Regions from separate parts of the Homo sapiens genome. Here region 2 is linked to region 1. The links are chromatin loops, found by intact Hi-C in ENCODE. Cell type or tissue: endothelial cell of umbilical vein. All regions are shown on one strand. Links, peaks and the distances in the headings refer to the core of each region. The heading gives the core; the rest is flanking DNA. Region 1 overlaps FTX (FTX transcript, XIST regulator). Region 2 has its middle 64 kb from the start of RLIM.

What was found. A loop is a pair of places that touch in the nucleus more often than their neighbours do. Peaks named below come from ENCODE experiments on the same cell type or tissue, not always from the same donor. Only the 100,000 strongest peaks of a DNase experiment are listed, where the experiment ranks them.
Region 2: a loop joins it to region 1, with 5 times the contacts of the local background. A loop is called at or near these places in 2 of 110 quality-filtered maps.

Annotation. Positions count from the first base shown.
Region 1 is chrX:74,129,216-74,137,758 of GRCh38, reverse strand. All of the region lies in intron 5 of FTX (FTX transcript, XIST regulator), which reads left to right. It also overlaps the pseudogene DDX3P1 and the pseudogene DDX3P2. Among named protein-coding and RNA genes, the nearest start is that of MIR421, 85 kb to the left of the region's middle. In endothelial cell of umbilical vein, for the core only: a CTCF peak has its summit at 4,147 (motif pointing right); no DNase peak of the experiment used is centred there.
Region 2 is chrX:74,546,093-74,554,635 of GRCh38, reverse strand. No RefSeq gene overlaps it. Among named protein-coding and RNA genes, the nearest start is that of RLIM, 64 kb to the left of the region's middle. In endothelial cell of umbilical vein, for the core only: a CTCF peak has its summit at 4,149 (motif pointing right); a DNase peak (open chromatin) is centred at 4,175.

The DNA of each region.
Region 1 (8,543 bases), core at 1,758-6,757:
TGGTCTAAGGGTCCTCAGAAGAATGGCGTATCCATGCGTAGTTCAGTCAGCAGCACCAGTTGGAGTTTGATTGCTTCTAGGCTAGAGGACACAATTTGAGCTATAGTATTGAGTATACAGGGTCCAAATATTAATACAAGACATATAAGCAAGAGAGGGCTTAATAAAGGGGTTAGTCAATTCCATAAAGAAGACTGGAATTCATTAAAGAGGGATTGTAGCCACCTGGGGCTGAAGCCTGCATTTTCCCTGAGCCTGTCAATAATTTTGATTTGATCTTCAAGTACCTGTAGATTTTCCTGTACTTTACTAGAGGTGTTAATCCAGAAGCAGCATGTTTCATTTAAAAGTGCACAGGTACCTCCTACTTCAGCTGTAAGGACATCTAAGGCCCATCTATTCTGTGCTACTACTGAGGCTAAAGAGTCTATGGGTGGTGTGCTTCTGTGGCTCCTACTGTTGCCTTCCATCCTTGTTGCATCATAATGGCAAGGAGAGGAATACCAGCAAACCAGAAGAGGCCTTTGGTTATAGAATTCCCCACTCATGGTCTAAGATGTTATCGTCATGTGTTTGCCCTCTCCAACCATCTCTTTCAGTTAAATCTCCATATGAGGGCATGGAAACGATAGATCTCTTTGTTCGGTATGTCCAAGATAGTGCACTTTCTAAAAAGGAGCCTAGGTTAGGGATGTCTCCAGATGATGCGGCCATATCAGAGGAATTTAAAAATAATAAGTTGGAGATCATTGCTACTATAGTGTAGTTTCTTAGTGTTATTGAACTGAGCAAACCGCTCAGGACAGATCCAGCAATTAGTCTTATTACAAATGGGCCATGGCTGATATTGTAGGAGCTAAAGGGTATGATGTATTACTAAACCCAATAAAAAGTCCTAGCAGACTCAGCTGGAGAATTTCCCTTTGGAGATCTATGAAGTTCTTTGGTTTTATTTTCCCAAACAAAGAAACCTCTGGGTTATGGGCACCCTATTCACTTTCATTGCCTGGCAGAATTTGCAGGATAATTGCCCAGAACTAGAATATTGATCCAGATATTTATGTTACCCATCCCTTTTTGTTTCTTCCAAGCTGCAGGAGATTGCCACTTGATTCACAGGAATAAGCAGGGTTAGTCTAAAATGTAGGCAAAATCTTAAAAAAAATGAATGAGACTAGGATTTAATGACAAATGTATGGTAAGCTTTGGAGAACAATTTCTCTCTCCAGTCCTCATTTTTGGTAAAAACAAATTATGATAAGACCGTGTGTGTTGTTCATAGAATAAACTTTAGTTTCATACTTGGCCTGATTATTTGCATAAAGTGCAGCAAAGCAAGAATGGTTATTTCTACATAGGCCTTTTGGATTGGCCTTGATAGAACTCTGTTCCACAAGGAATCTCTGATAAGACCTTTAAAGCCAAGCTCAGCCATGGGTTTGTATCCTCAAATACCTGTGAGTTGGGTGATCCTCTCCTCTTGAGGTCCTAAGATAAACTTGGAGCTCCTGGACCTGTTAGAAAGTGACATTCTTTACTGACCACAGGTTAAGAACACTGTGTGGGGACTGTGTAGACAGTGCACAAGGCCACTTCTCCCCAAGGAGCTTTTATTGGCTCTGCATGTCAAGCTTGATTCCTTAAAAGGAAACATACCCTTTCAGTCAAAGCCTTGGTAAAATAACCAGATTTTCCAATTGTGTCCTGTTGAAAAAGAAAAATGGATCCTTATTGCACTGATGCAAACAACTATATTGCCATAAGCTAAGAGTACTCACAGATAGTTTCCAAATTCTAGAGGAACCAGGCAGACAAAAACAAACATGCTTGAAATTTTGTTCACATGAATATACCTTATTCAATTATTAAAGGTGGTAAATAGTTCAAAATAAGTTTCCTTGACTCTGAAAATCAAAACAAGGATTAGCAATATTCCAAGCAACAGTCAAAAAGGTTGCTTTAACTTAGAGTGCAGTCCTTTTAGTTAACTCGTTTTGCTTGATATTTGTGAACATGTCAGTTCTTTATGAGTCCCATATGTTCTTTCTTTCAATGTTACAATCTTTAAAACTATTAAAAACCTGCATTTGAGAATACCTGTTAAAATCCTTAATATAACTTGATTATAAACTGTAAAATACCATAATATCCTTTTGAGTCTAATTAATGTTTACACATTTTGCAAGATTAATATTTTCAATCTTTCTATAACTTGCTTAAACCTCTAGCCCTATCTTATCAAATTTAACATAATCCCTCATCCCAGGGCAAAATTTACATTGCCCTGCTTTCTTATAATATTTTACTGAAAAAAAAAACCCACATTTTACTGTTTTTATATGCCTTGCATGTAAAACTATTTGGTGATCTCAAATACATGTTGCACTGTTAACTTTTAACAACTTTTCTTTTTGGTGAAAAACCTGGTTGGTAAGTGATTTTAATTACGTACAAAGTGTGGATCGTAGGACCCAGACAGAAGTGCAGATAAAGTCTGACTTTTCAGCATCTAGCTCCATGTGTCCCAGGCCTTACTTATCTGTAAAGCAGGCAGTGTACAACCTTGAAACATCTAGCAAACCTAGTATCTAAGTTGTATGATTTACACCACCTTTTTGCATTTTGATGACACTTGCATTTTACCAATAATCCTTGACTATTTTTATTTCTTAAAGTCATGTGAACTAAAAAGTATTTGATTTAAGACACTTATTTTTCTTTAAGCCAATCAATTAGAGCTCTTTTTATAGACATTGCACACAACACATATACAGCAACGTGAACAGACAAAAGATTCAACACTTGTAAGATTTTTTATTTGCCAGTTTCTTAATTGGATTACTGGCTTCAGGGTGGAGCCCTTGGATGAACAGGGTCAGGTAGCATGCATTAAGACTGGTAAGACAAAAAATGGAGAAAAGTAATTCAGTTGACTGATAAGAAAAGAGCCTTTTCCTAGAAAAACAAGATCCAATAAGAGAAAAACATAAAGGCCTTTAAAATATACTTATAACTTGAATATCCACTTTTAATTAAGCTGAGCATGCTTTAAGAAAATCCTTTGAACTCCCTTGTTACTTGAGTTTAGCCAAGCCAAGCACTTAAGGTTTTCGGCTTTTGAACTTTACAAAAAGTAACGTCACAGGTGAAACCAACAAGCCTTAATTAGGTTATGACTTAATTGTGAGCATACAAGGTATTTTCAAAGGGGTGATAGGCAGCTTTTGAAACTGTCATTGCAAAATTTTGGGTCAGGCGTGGTGGCTCACACCTGTGATCCCAGCACTTTGGGAGGCTGAGGCGGGCGGATCACGAGGTCAGGAGGTCGAGACCATCCTGGCCAACATGGTGAAACCCCGTCTCTACCAAAAATACAAAAATTAGCCAGGCATGGTGGTGGGCGCCTTTAGTCCCAGCTACTCTGGAGGCTGAGGCAGGATAGAAGTGAGAATAGAAGCTTCCTCTTAGTCTCCTTCCTTTCTGTATGACCCAGAGTGGAGGAGAAGACATCGAGCATCCTCCAAGTGTCTCCCCTCCCTGGTTTCTGGATCCTGGCACCATGTTAAATATGCCCCCCATGGTTGCAGGCATGGTCCTCCAAGCCATGGAACCAGATGAGCTAAGTGATGGGGCCAACCACGCTTACCCATGCAGCCTTAGCTTATCTGCCTTGTATGATTTCCCTTTGACTTTCTAGAACCTGTGTGATTTGTCTGGCTCTCTGAAAAACAGATCTCTGAAGAGACTGTGTCACTTTTGGGCAAGGCTCCTTTAGTGGAGGCAATGTGCTAGATTACCTGCTATTACAGCCCATGCTAAAGCACTTACCCTTAAAAAAAGTGGTTCTGGTTAACTTCTGAATTTAAATTTCCCTTACTAATTAAGTACTGTTTTAATCAGAGACATAATAGGTGCCTTAAAAGAACGTAGGACCCGAATGGCCATTTTTCTACTGATGGGACAATATTGGGACTAAAATCTGGCTGCGGAAGACATCTTACTCCTAACTGCTAAAGGCAGAAAATTCCCATTTCCAGAAGAAGCATAGAGCCTGATTTTTAATGGTGTAAAAAGAAGCTGCAGTGTTACCATGAAAGAAAAAGGAAAAAAATGTGTCTCATGTAGAGGATTCCTATTTCCACTAGGTGGCGGTGTTAGCTTAGAAATACTATGTGCTTGCCAGAGACCTGGTAGCAAGTAACTTCACTGCAGAGCAATGGGGAAAACTGTTTCTAGAGGCATTTTCCTGATCTTGCCTAACAGGATTTCTTTCCTAGGCTGTAAAAATCCCTGCACATTTCAATCAGAGAAAGAGTAAGACGCCACAGATAGAGAAGGAAGAAGAGTTTTGCAACGGTATAGTTGAGGGTTCTCTGCCACACACCCAGAACAGGCTATTGGAGGCTGGGTCTGGTCCAGAGGCCTTTGAATCATGCCAGTATGTCCCCTGGCCAGAAATTCTCAGTTACCTCAGAACTTTTCCCAGCCTCAAGCGATGAAAAGAAACTAGTTCAAAACATGGCCAACATTCCCAGTACTCATGGGTATTGGGGGGTTCTCCATGTTCTCACCAGCAAGCCTCACATCTGAGTCTTTAGTACAGCAGCCAACGCTGTGTATGTACTAGGCTGATGCATGCCCGTTCCTAAAGAAATACAAATGCTTACTCATGACTTTTTGGATGAATATATCTTTTTGGCTGTAGGCAGAGTAGGCTCTACATCTGAGAATATCACACAGAAAGTAGTTTGGGTTTATCTATCTAATTTTATTTTAATATAGAGGCCAAGAGCACCTTGTGAATGATGCAACAGATTTTAAGCTCGCTCCCATACTTACCGCTCCAACAAAGGCTGTACCTCAGTTTCCTGGCCAATGGATCAAAATGATATGGCTCCGATGACTGGAGGAACACCAGCGTCCTTAGTCTTGTGTCAATTTAGATAAAATGACACAGACACATGTGGAGTCGTTTTAAGGAGCAGAGAGTTTAATAGACAAGAAAGAAGGAAGGAAGAAGAAAACAGCTTCCCCGTACAGAGACAGAAGGCAGGGGGATTCGAACAAAGAGAAAAACTCCAAGTGTGATAGAAAAGTGGCTGCTTATATGAGGAGGCTGGAGGACGTTTGTGTCTGATTTGGATAGGGCTCAGGGGATTGGTTTGACCAAGCATGTCATTCACGTAGCCTGAGAAAAAACTGGCCCTCCCACCCTAGCCTTTTAATATGCAAATGCAGGGCACCATGATATTTTACACATGTGTGGATATGTGGGGGTGGCCGTGTTGCCAGGCACATGTGGAGGCCAGGGCAAGAATAAGACTGCAGGAATTGCCATGTTTGGGTGGGCCCAGTTTCTAATGGCCGGTATTTGCATATCAAAGCTTGCTGGCCTAGCTTTCCTGCTAGACAAGAAATGTTTCTGGAGTTGCTCTAAAAGAAAAAAAAGAACTTCCCAAGGACCCCTTTTCTTATCTGCTTAAAATAATTTCTTAATAACTCTTTCTTTTTTTTTTTTTTTTTTTTTTTTTGAGACAGAGTCTTGTTCTGTCACCCAGGCTGGAGTGCAGTGGCACGATCTCGGCTCACTGCAACCTCCGCCTCCTGGGTTCACGTGATTCTCCTGCCTCAGCCTCCCAAATAGCTGGGATTACAGGTGCACAACACCACGCCTGGCTAATTTTTTGTGTATTTTTAGTAGAGATGGGGTTTCACTATGTTGGCCAGACTGGTCTCGAACTCCTGACCTCGTGATCCGCCTGCCTCAGCCTCCCAAAGTGCTGGGATTACAGGTGTGAGCCACCGCGCCCAGCTCTTAATAACTCTTATAACAAGAATTATAATTTCCTCCACATCCATCACTGTTGTAGAAGCCTCCATAGCTACCTCCACCACATCTGCTGCTGCTGCCATGACCACCTCCACCACTGCAGCTGCTGCTTGTATGACTACTACTGAAGCCAGAACTGCTGGAACCACTACTTTGTCAATAGTCTCTGGCACCAAATCCTCCACTGAATCTTTTAGATCATGCATGAATACCACCCTTGTAGTGGTGTTTATAAGCTTTATTTTCCAACCAAGCAGGCACTTCTTGTTTAGCTTCTATAAGAATATCCAACAAATCCTTTGTAATATTCATATTTCTTTAATTAAAGAATGAGGTGGCAAGACCCTGGATTCCCACACATCCTGTACAGCCAATACAAGGCACATATTCTTCAATATCACTTGGCAAATCAAAATTGAAGCATGTTTCACATTTGAAATGTCTAGTCTTCATGCTGCCACAGCTGTAGCCACTAGAATTGGGATTTTCCCCAAGCAAAACTGATGAAGGGCCTCCTTCTCGATCTCTCTGTGATTGGTCTCCATGAATACTAGTACAAGGATATACTTCATGGTATAAGAAATTCTCCAGAGAATCTTCTCCCTTTTTGGTCTCCACAAACACTAAAGTCAGTGAATCCTTCCCTGGTGCATTTAAGAGATCAAGCAGAAATGACCGTTTATCTGGCTCTTCCACCCAAACTACTTCCTGTGTGATAGTCTCAGAGGTAGAGCCTACTCTTCCTACAGCCAAAAAGATATATTCATCCAAAAAGTCACGAGCAAGCATCTGTATTTCGTTAGGAAAAGTAGCACTAAACATCATGATGTGATGAATGCCCTTCAGTGGCATAGTATCTTGTTCAAGTATAAGATGTATCTGAGGTCCAAATCCCATATCCAGCATCCTATCAGCTTCATCCAACACTAAGTATTTGCAGAAGTCTAATCCAATCTTTCCTCTTTCCATCAAATCCACTAGACCTCCTGGCGTGGCTACTAACAAGTGGCATCCATGTTCTAAGACCTGAATTTGCTGACCAATATCAGCATCACCATAAACTACACAAGGATGAACTCTAGGCTGGTATGAAAATTTTCTGACTTCCTCATATCTGTACAGCCAATTCTCTTGTTGGGGCTAAAACCCAGGAGATTGAGTATTGTTCATGGCATCCATACCTTCCATTTTCCTTCACAGCCTTCAAAGCTTTTCCTGGACCATCTATATATATCTGACTCAGTACGGGTAAAAGAAATGCTGCAGTTTTCCCAGACCCTGCTTGGGCACAAGACATTAAGTCTCTTTTTTTCCCCTAATAATAGGAATGGCATGTTTTGCAGTGGAGTAGGATGAGTATAGTAAGTAAGCTCTGTAAGGTCCTCTGAGCTGGCCGCACCATGGTCAAGCCATCGTGACATTCCCCCGCCCTTGTGATAATGTACTTTGTGATATTCCCCATCCTTGTGAAGGTAGTTTGTAACATTCCCCGCCCTTGTGACAATACACCCTCCCCGCCCTTGTTAATGTATTTGTAACATCCATCCCCTGCCTGCAAAAAATTGCTTCTGACTCCACTGCCTATCCCAAACCTATAAGAATAAATGATAATCCCACCACCCTTTGCTGACTCCTTTCTTGGATTCAGCCCACTTGCACCCAAGTGAATAAACAGCCTTGTTGCTTACACTAAGCCTGCTCAGGTGGTCTCTTATACGGACACACATAGTATTTGGTGCTGAAGACCCGGGACAGGGGAACTCCTTCAGGAGACTGGTCCCCTGTCCTCATGCTACCTCTGTGAGGAGATCCACCTACGACCTCAGGTCATCAGACCAGCCAGCCCAAGGACCATTTCACCAATTTCAAATCGGTAAGCAGTTATTTGCACTCGGGTAAGCAGTGTTTTTGCTCTCTACCTAACCTCTATTGCCTCCCTTCAATCTCTCTCCTTTCAATTTCAGTTTCTCTCCCTTCCTGGTAGAGACAAAAAGGAGACACACTTTATCTGTGCATTCAAAAACTCCGATGTTGGTCACGGACTTGGGAAGACAGTCTTCCCTTGGTGTCTGATCACCGTGGGGACACCTGTCTTGATCATTCACCCACATTCTCTTGGTGGCAGGTCAATTATGGGGATGCCTGCTTTGGCTGCTCACCCACATTACAGCCCAGGACTCAGTCAGGGATGCCTACGGGAAGCCTGTAGTTGCCACCTCCATTTCTCCGTGTCTCTACCTTCCTCTTTAAACTTACCTTCTCCACTATGGGCAACATTCTGCCATCCATTCCTCCCTCTTCCCCCTTAGCCTGTGTTCTTAAAAACCTAAAACCCCTTCGACTAACACCTGACCTAAAACCTAAACATCTTATTTTCTTCTGTAATACTGCTTGGCCCCAGTACAAACTCGACAATAGTTCCAAGTGGCTAGAGAATGGCACTTTTGATTTGTCTATCCTACAAGACCTAGATAATTTTTGTTGAAAAATGGGCAAATGGTCCGAGGTGCCTTATGTCCAGGCATTTTTTTACAATTCATTCCCTCCCTAGTCTCTGCTCCCAATGCCACTTGTCCCAGATTTTCCTTCTTTCTCTCCCATCCACTCCTCTTGTCTCCACCCCAAACTCAGAGTCCTCTGAATCCTCCTTTTCCACTGACCCCTCTTACCTCTCTTCTCCCCCGGCTGCTCCTTGCCAGGCTGAATCAGGTCC
Region 2 (8,543 bases), core at 1,102-6,101, 420 kb before region 1:
GCATTGCGCATGAGGGCAGCCCACCCTAAGGGAAGAATCATGGGAAAGGGGTACAAGACGCCGAAGGTGGGCCCGCATATAAAGTCCTAGCATCAAGGTTAAATGCTGCACTTGTCCTTCAAGTTGCTTGCTTGGGTCTCTTCCAAGTGTACTTTCTTTCTTTCCTGCTCTAAAGCTTTTTAAATAAACTTCCACTTCTGCTCTGAAACTTGCCTCAGTCTCTTTTTCTGCCTTATGCCCCTCAGTTGAATTCTTTCTTCTGAAGAGGCAAGAATTGAAGTTGCTGCAGACCTGTACAGATTTGCCACTGATAACTCAGATACCTTCTAACCCAACAAGGTGGAATTTGCCTTTTTAAGTCAACAGGTGAACTATAGGGCACAAAGACATTTTGTGCACAGTCTCTGTAAACTGGCTGGAACTGGTTTAGGGTCTTTAGCTGTTTATCAGGAATGAATTTTTGTAAGGTTAATCTATCCAGTTGGTGCCACTGGCAGGATCCTCAAGGCAGACGTGTCCCAGTTGGCTGGTGGTCAGGCAGTCCACAGGGGTCAGTTGGGCAGTGTTTTGTTAGAACATGTTCCTGCCTACTTGTAGGAAGGAAAACCTTATGGCATTTAACAAACCTTATAGTATTTAACAAACCTTATAGTAATTAACAATGTAGGAGTACATGACTAATCCCTTTTCCTTGCCATGGTGGCTTACTTTTTCTCTTTTTTAGAGACAGAGTCTTGCTCTGTCATCCAGGCTGGAGTGCTGTGGCATGATCATAGCTTACTGCAGCCTTAATCCTGGGTTCAAGCAATCCTCCTGCAACAGCCTCCTGAGTGCATGGCTAGGACTACAGGTGTGTGCCACCATGTCTGGGTAATTTTTTATTTTTGTAGAAACAGGGTCTCACTGTTTTGCCCAGGTTGGTCTTGAACTCGTGGGCTCAAGCCATCCTCCCACCTCAGCCTCCTGTGCTGTTGGGATTATAAGTGTGAGCCACCGTGGCCCGCTGTGGCCACTTAATTTTCTCTCAAATCTCTCATCTCAGCCACAGAGTCCATCTCATCTGTAAGCTGGCATTATAATGTTGATACCTTTATTTATTTTTATTTTTTTATTTTTTATGTTTTTTTGAGACAGAGTCTCGCTCTGTCGCCCAAGCTGGAGTGCAGTGGTGCCATCTCGGCTCACTGCAACCTCTGCCTCCTGGGTTCAAGCAATTCTCCTGCCTCAGTATCCCAAGTAGCTGGGATTACAGGCGCATGCCACCACAGTCAGCTAATTTTTGTATTTTTAGTAGAGACAGGGTTTCACCAGGTTGGCCAGGATGGTCTTGATCTCCTGACCTCGTGATCCGCCCGCCTCGGCCTCCCGAAGTGCTGGAATTACAGGCGTGAGCCACCGCACCCAGCATGTTGATACCTTTAACTCCTGATTTCCTCTTAGCAATTTTCCATCCTCTGACCTCCATCCTGGTCCTTGGCTGTAAAGTCCCACTGGCCCATGCTGTATTTGGAGTTGAGCCCAATCTCTCTCCCCGACTGCAAGACCCCGTTGCAGTGGTTCTTATACCTATCACGATGGTCCTGAATAAAGTCTTCCTTACCATGCTTGAATAAGTATAATTGAATACTTTTTAAAATACACACACAGAGGCCGGGTACGGCGGCTCATGCCTGTAATCCCAGCACTTTTGGAGGCCGAGGCAGGTGGATCACTTTAGGTCAGGAGTTTGAGACCAGCCTGGTCAACATGGTGAAACCCCAACTCTACTAAAAATATAAAAATGGCTGGGTGCGGCGGCTCACGCCTGTATCCCAGCACTTTGGGAGGCTGAGGTGGGCGGATCACCTGAGGTCGGGTGTTTGAGACCAGCCTGATGAATATGGAGAAACCCCAACTCTACTAAAAAAAAAAAAAAATACAAAATACAAAATTAGCTGGGCATGGTGGCACATGCCTGTAATCCCAGCTACTCGGGAGACTGAGGAAGGAGAATCACTTGAACCCGGGAGGCGGAGATTGCGGTGAACCGAGATCACGCCATTGCACTCCAGCCTGGGCAACAAGAGCAAAACTCCGTCTCTAAATAAATAAATAAATAAATTTAAAGAAATAAAAAAATTAGCTGGGCGTGGTGGCAGGCACCTGTAATCCCAGCTACTCAGGAGGCTGAGACAGGAGAACCGCTTAAACCCGGGAGGCGGAGGTTGCAGCGAGCAGAGATCACGCCATTGCACTCCAGCCTGGGCAACAGAGCGAGACTCTGTCTCAAAAACAAACAAACAAAAACAAACAAACAAAAAAAAAAACACGTGGGAGACACCCAAGGAAAAATGAGTAAAATGAGTAAAAATGAATTTGTTCAACTGAAACAAAGAAAGTGGGGTTGGGGTGGAGGGTGCGGTAATGGGGAGGTAACCAGGAAAAGGACAGTAAACAAGGGTAAGGTTTGTAATGCAGATTTAAGTTGATGTCTTCCCTATTGATAAGAATCTCTCATGATTTAGTCATCCTTCTTTTCTTGGTACTGAGGGAGAGACACCCTTGCAAATGAAGATTTTCTTTATAGATGTAAATTTCCCTTATAAAAGGGTAACTTCTACTCTGTATTCAGAGCTTCTCTTGCATCTGCAGTTTCTCAAAACAATCAGCTCAAAATAATCCTTATGCCAAAAAAGGCATACTTTTGAGTGGCATATTCTAGTCTTCTACAATCATATTTTGTGGTGGCATATTCTAGTCTTACACTGTCTTCTCAAGTGGCTGTATCATTATGCATTCCACAAGCAATGAATGAAAGTTTATGGTTTGTCATTGTTTTAGTTCAGCAGGTCTAATAAATAGCAGTTTCAACAAGTGTGCAGTGCTATCTCATTGTTCGTTTGTTTTTTTAGACCGAGTCGCACTCTTGTTTCCCAGGCTGGAGTGCAGTAGCGCGATCTCGGCTCACTGCAACCTCCACCTCCCGGGTTCAAGCGATTCTCCTGCCTCAGCCTCCCGAATAGCTGGGATTACATGCATGCGCCATCACACCCGAACAATTTTTGTATTTTTAGTAGAGACGGGGTTTCGACATGTTGGCCAGGCTGGTCTCGAACCCCTGACCTCAAGTGATCTGCCCACCTCGGCCTCCCAAAGTGTTAGGATTACAAGCGTGAGCCACTTGCGCCTGGCAGTGCTGTCTCGTTGTTGTAATTTGCAATTCGCTAATGATATGTGATATTGAGCATCTTTCTGTATGCTTATTTGCCATCTGCATACCTTATTTGGCGAGGTGTCTCTTTATATCTTACCCATTTTTAATTGGGTTGTCTTATTTTTTAGTTTTGAGAGTTCTTTGAGTATTTTGAATACAAATCCTTTCTCAGATATGTATTTTACAAATATTTTGTCCTGTCTGTGGCTTCTGTTTTCATTCTTTGAACATGGTCTATCACAGACATGTGTAACATTTTTAATGTTATAATATCCATATTATTAACTTTTGTGCGTGGATCAGCTCTTGGCATTGTATGTTAAATCTCATCACCAAACCCAAGGTCACGTAGATTTTCTTCTATGTTTTCTTCTAGAATTTTGATAGTTTTGCATTTTTAATTTGTCTACGGACTATTCTGAGTAAATTCTTGCATAAATTGTAAAATTTGTATCTATGTTCATTTCATTCCATATGGTTTCAAATGACTTGTTCCTTCAGCATTTTTGTTAAAGACCGGGATAGTGGGCTCCATTTTAGTTTGAATTTCCAAAATTACGGCACTGAATAATATGCACATTGAATTTTTTTTTTTTTTTAATTTGAGATGGAATCTCACTTTGTTGCCCAGGCTGGAGTGCAGTGGCACCATCTCGGCTCACTGCAACCTCCACCTGCTGGGTTCAAGCGATTCTCTTGCCTCAGCCTCCGGGGTAGCTGGGATTACAGGCGCGCACCACCACGGCCGGCTAATTTTGTATTTTTAGTAGAGACGGGATTGCACCATTTTGGCCAGGCTGGTCTCGAACTCCGTACCTCTGGTGATCCACCTGCCTCTGCCTCCCAAAGGGCTGGGATTACAGGCTGCACATTGAATTTAATTGATTCAGCAGGACAGCCAGGAGGGGGCGCACGGCTACCGCTACACAGTGAGCGCTGAGAATCTCGCACTGTCTCTGGTGGCCAGCAGGGGGCGCGCGAACCCGCCTTTTCTGACCCCATGAAGCGCCTTGTGTTCCGCTTATGGAGTTCAGCACCAAGCCCACTTCAAAGACAAGAGTTTCGTTTTCCTCAGCACAGACCTAAGGGGGCACCGTCTCACTTTAGGACAACTGGAGACAACGTCAATGGTGAATAAAAACCTTCCTGTTCGCAGCCGTGACTACTGAGGGGCAGTAAGTCTTCAGAGTACCCAGGAGAGGAAGGGCTTCAAGTGGAAAATTGGAAATAAAAAATCCTACTGTTTCCACCATACCTCAAGGTTCTTCTCCACAACCAAGGTGTAGTGGCCAGTAACATTATGTCCACACAGTGGCCTCTTAATACTAAAGTAACATTCAGACTCCTAGAAGAGCAATTGGTTTCACAGCTTTGGCTGATGTGGATTTGGGTCAGGCTTAGCCTCTATAACAAAGTTTGATATTGTTTCTGCTTTACTGAAATGATATTGACATGGTTGTTTTAAAAAAGTAGTTTACTTCCTAATAATTTCATACTTGTAGAAAACCTGCAATAGCAGTACAAAGTACTCTTTATCCTTTCTTTTAGATTCCCCAGTGGTTATTGCTGTATCAGATTCCCAATTTCACACAAAATACTCCAGTATATTTTACCCAAAGCAGGGACACTCTCCTAGGTAACCATCACATAATCCCCAAATCAGGAAGTACATGATTTCTACCTGACATTCCAATCTGCAGACCCATTTCACTTCACCACCTGCCTCAACTGGGAGAAAAAATGTCTTTTTCCATTCAGGTCCAGTTTTCTTTTTCTGGAACTGTTCCTGAGACTGTCCCTCAGTTTCACAACCTTGGTAGATCTAAAGAGCAGAGGTGACTCCAAACTAGATTTGCCCAGTGTTTCCTCCTGAGCAGACGCGGACCCTGCATTCCTGGCAGAAACACTCTGGCCTGATGCTATGGTCTCCTCAGTGCAGTCCACTGGGAGGAGCACAGATTCACCTGCCCACCATTGGTGAACTCAACTTGATAATGGCAAAATACTGATTCACAAACATACATCTCATTATGTCATTTTTTTTTTGATGGAGTTTCACTCTTGTTGCCCAGGCTGGAGTGCAATGGTGTGATCTTGGCTCACCGCAACCTCTGCCTCCTGGGTTCAAGTGAATCTCCTGCCTCAGCCTCCCGAGTAGCGGGGATTACAGACATGTGCCACCACACCTGGCTAATTTTTGTATTTTTAGTAGAGACGGGGTTTCTCCATGTTGGTCAGGCTGGTCTAGAACTCACGACCTCAGGTGGTCCACCTGCCTTGGCCTCCCAAAGTGCTGGAATTATAGGCATGAGCCACGGTGCCCAGCCCATGTCACTCTTCTGGTTTAACTTTGGCAATGGTTTCCCACTGGCCACAGGGCTTGAAAAATACATTCAGCTCTCCATATTAGCAGATTCCACATCCATAACCAAACAAGGATCAAAAACATAGTATTTGTGGGATGTGAAACCCACATATATGGAGGGCCAACTTTTTGTATCCACGGATTTCACAGGGCTCACTGCAGGACTTGAGTGCGTGTGGATTTTGGTATTGGTAGGAGTCCAGGAACCAATCCCCCATGGATACTGAGGGATGACTGTAGTTTCATATTACTATTATTTTGTTAAGGTTTACTACATCTATGTTTAGAAGGGATATTGTTCTGTAGTTTTCTGTCCTTGTGATGTCATCCCTTTGTTTGATATGTTTGTTTTGATCTGGGGTTGGGGTTGGATATAGTATTTAGGCTGTTTAGGATTAGAGGGTTAGGATTTAGATTTTAGGGGTTAAGGTATAAACAGGTTTGAGGTTTAGAGTTAGGGTTAGGTGTAGGGTTGAGGCTGGGGCTAGGGCTAGGGTCAGGGTTTAGGGGTTAAGGGGATAAGGCTAAAGGCCAGGTGCAGTGGCTCAGGTCTGTAATCCTGGCACTTTGGGAAGCTGAGATGGGTGGATTGCTTCAGTCCAGGAGTTCAAGACCAGCCTGGGCAACATGGCGAAACACTATCTGTACCAAAAAAAATTACTTTTAATGCAAAATCTGCAATTACTTCTGCACCGACCTAAATACAAAAAATTAGCTGGGGCCACGTGCAATGGCTCACACCTGTAATCCCAGCACTTTGGGAGACCAAGGAATTTGAGAATCTTGAGGCCAGGATTTTGAGACTAGCCTTGCCAACATGGTGAAACCCCGTGTCTACTAAAAATACAAAAATTAGCCAAGAGTGCTGGTGCACGCCTGTAACCCCAGTGACTTGGGAGGCTGAGGCATGAGAATTGCTTGAACCCAGGAGGCGAAGGTTGCAGGAGCCGAGATCGTGCCACTGCACTCCAGCCTGGGTGACAGAGTGAGACTCTGTCTCAAAATAAATAAAATAAAATAAAATAAAATAAAAATTAGCCATGCATGGTGGTGTGGACCTGTAGTCTCAGCTCCTTGGGGGGCTGAGGCAGGAGGATCACTTGAACCTGGGAGGTTGAGGCTGCAGTGAGCCAAGATCACGACACTGCACTCCAGCCTTGGTGACAAAGTGAGACCTTGTCTAAGGAGAAAAAAAAAAAAAAAGCTAGGTTTAGGGTTTTGGCTACAGCTACAGCTAGGGTTAGGATTGTTTCACTATTGCCTTCCCTTCTCTCACCGTTACCTTGTGGGTTAACTAGCATTCCCCCTAGGCTAACACCTTGCCTCTCTACTACATTTCCACCTGGTCCTATCCTTCTCTGGTCCTTCCACTCTTGTCTGGATTGTGGATCACCAAGTATTTACATGTATTTCAGAGGCTGCTCTGTGGAGCTGAAAGTCTCAGGGAGGAGAAAAGTGCACAAATTTGCACTCACCCCAGCTTACTCCTGTCATGCAGATATCTTTGCCTGTCTCCACTGTCACCTGCTCTGATAGTTGAGTCCACATCCACAGGGCCTATTTCTCCATCTGCAAGAGGAAGTGATCTCTAAGGCCTTTCTGGTGTAACCCCACCAGTGAGCTCTCCCAGGTGCACCCTCACCATTCTGCTCTCCTCCACCTACCCCCACAGTGTTGTACAGCCTCTGAGTCCCAGGACCTTGGCTGGGCAGGAAGCAGCAGGATCATGACCAGATACTGCCAGTCAAGGCCAGTCATGGCAGGTCAAATCTGGTAACAACAACAACAACAAAAAAAAGTGAAGACCCATCAAGGTCAGTCTAAGCCAGCCAAGGCCTGTCAAGACTGGTCAACGTCAGTCAAAAGTGGTCAAGACCAGTCAAAACTAGTCAAAGCTGGCCATGGCTGGTCTAATCTGGTAAAAGCCAGTCAACTCCAGTCAAGGCTAGTCATGACTAGTTAAGACCAGTTGAGGTTTGTGAAAGCTAGTCACAACTGGTTATTGTCAGTCACAGCTGGTGAAGTCTGATTATGGCTGGTCAAGGCCAGTCAAAGCTGGTCATGGCTGGTCAAGACAGGCCAAATCCAGCATGGTTGATCAAAGCCAGTCATGGCTGGCCAAGGCTGGTCATGGCTGGTCAAGATAGGCCAAAGCCAGTCACAGTTGGTCAAGGCCAGTCATAGCCAACCAAAGCTGGTCACAGGTAGCAAAGGCCAATCACAGTTGTTTAAGACCAGCCACGGCTGGTTAAAACTGGTCCAGGCCAGTCAAAGCCAGTCACAGCCAGTAAATACAGGACAAAGCTGGACACAGCTGGTCTAAGCCGATCAAAATCAGCCAATTCTGGCCAAAGCCAGTCATGACCAGTCAAAGCCAGTCACATGTGGTCAAGACCAGTCATGGCTGGTAAAAACTGGTCAATTCTAGTCAAAGCCAGTTATGGCTCATGAAGGCCAGTCACGACCAGTCAAAGCTGGTCATGGCCAGTGTAAGCCAGTCAAAATTGGTTAAGCTCTGTTATGACTGGTCACAGCTGGTCACAGCTGGTCTAAGCTGATCAAAACCAGTCAATTGTAATCAAAGCTGGTCACAGCCAGTCATGGCCAATCAAGACAAGCCATGGCTGGTTAAAAACTGTTCAGGCTGGTAAAAGCCAGTCACAGTAGTCACGACTGGCAGAGACCAGCCAAAGCTGGTCATGGCTGGTCTAAGCCAGTCAAAACTGGTTAAGGCCAGTTACAACTGGTTAAGGCTGGTCACAGCTGGTTAAAACTGGTCCAGGGCATCAAAGCCAGTCAAAGCCAGTGAAGACTGATCAAATCTAGCCACAGCTGGTCAAGACAAGCCAAAGCTAGTCATGGCTGGTCAAGGATGGTCACAGTAGGTCCAAGCCAGTTACAGCTGGTCAGGGCCAGTCAAGACCAGTTAAGGCCAGTCAGAGCTGGTCACAGTCAGTCTGCCAGTTGTGGATGATCAAGACCAGT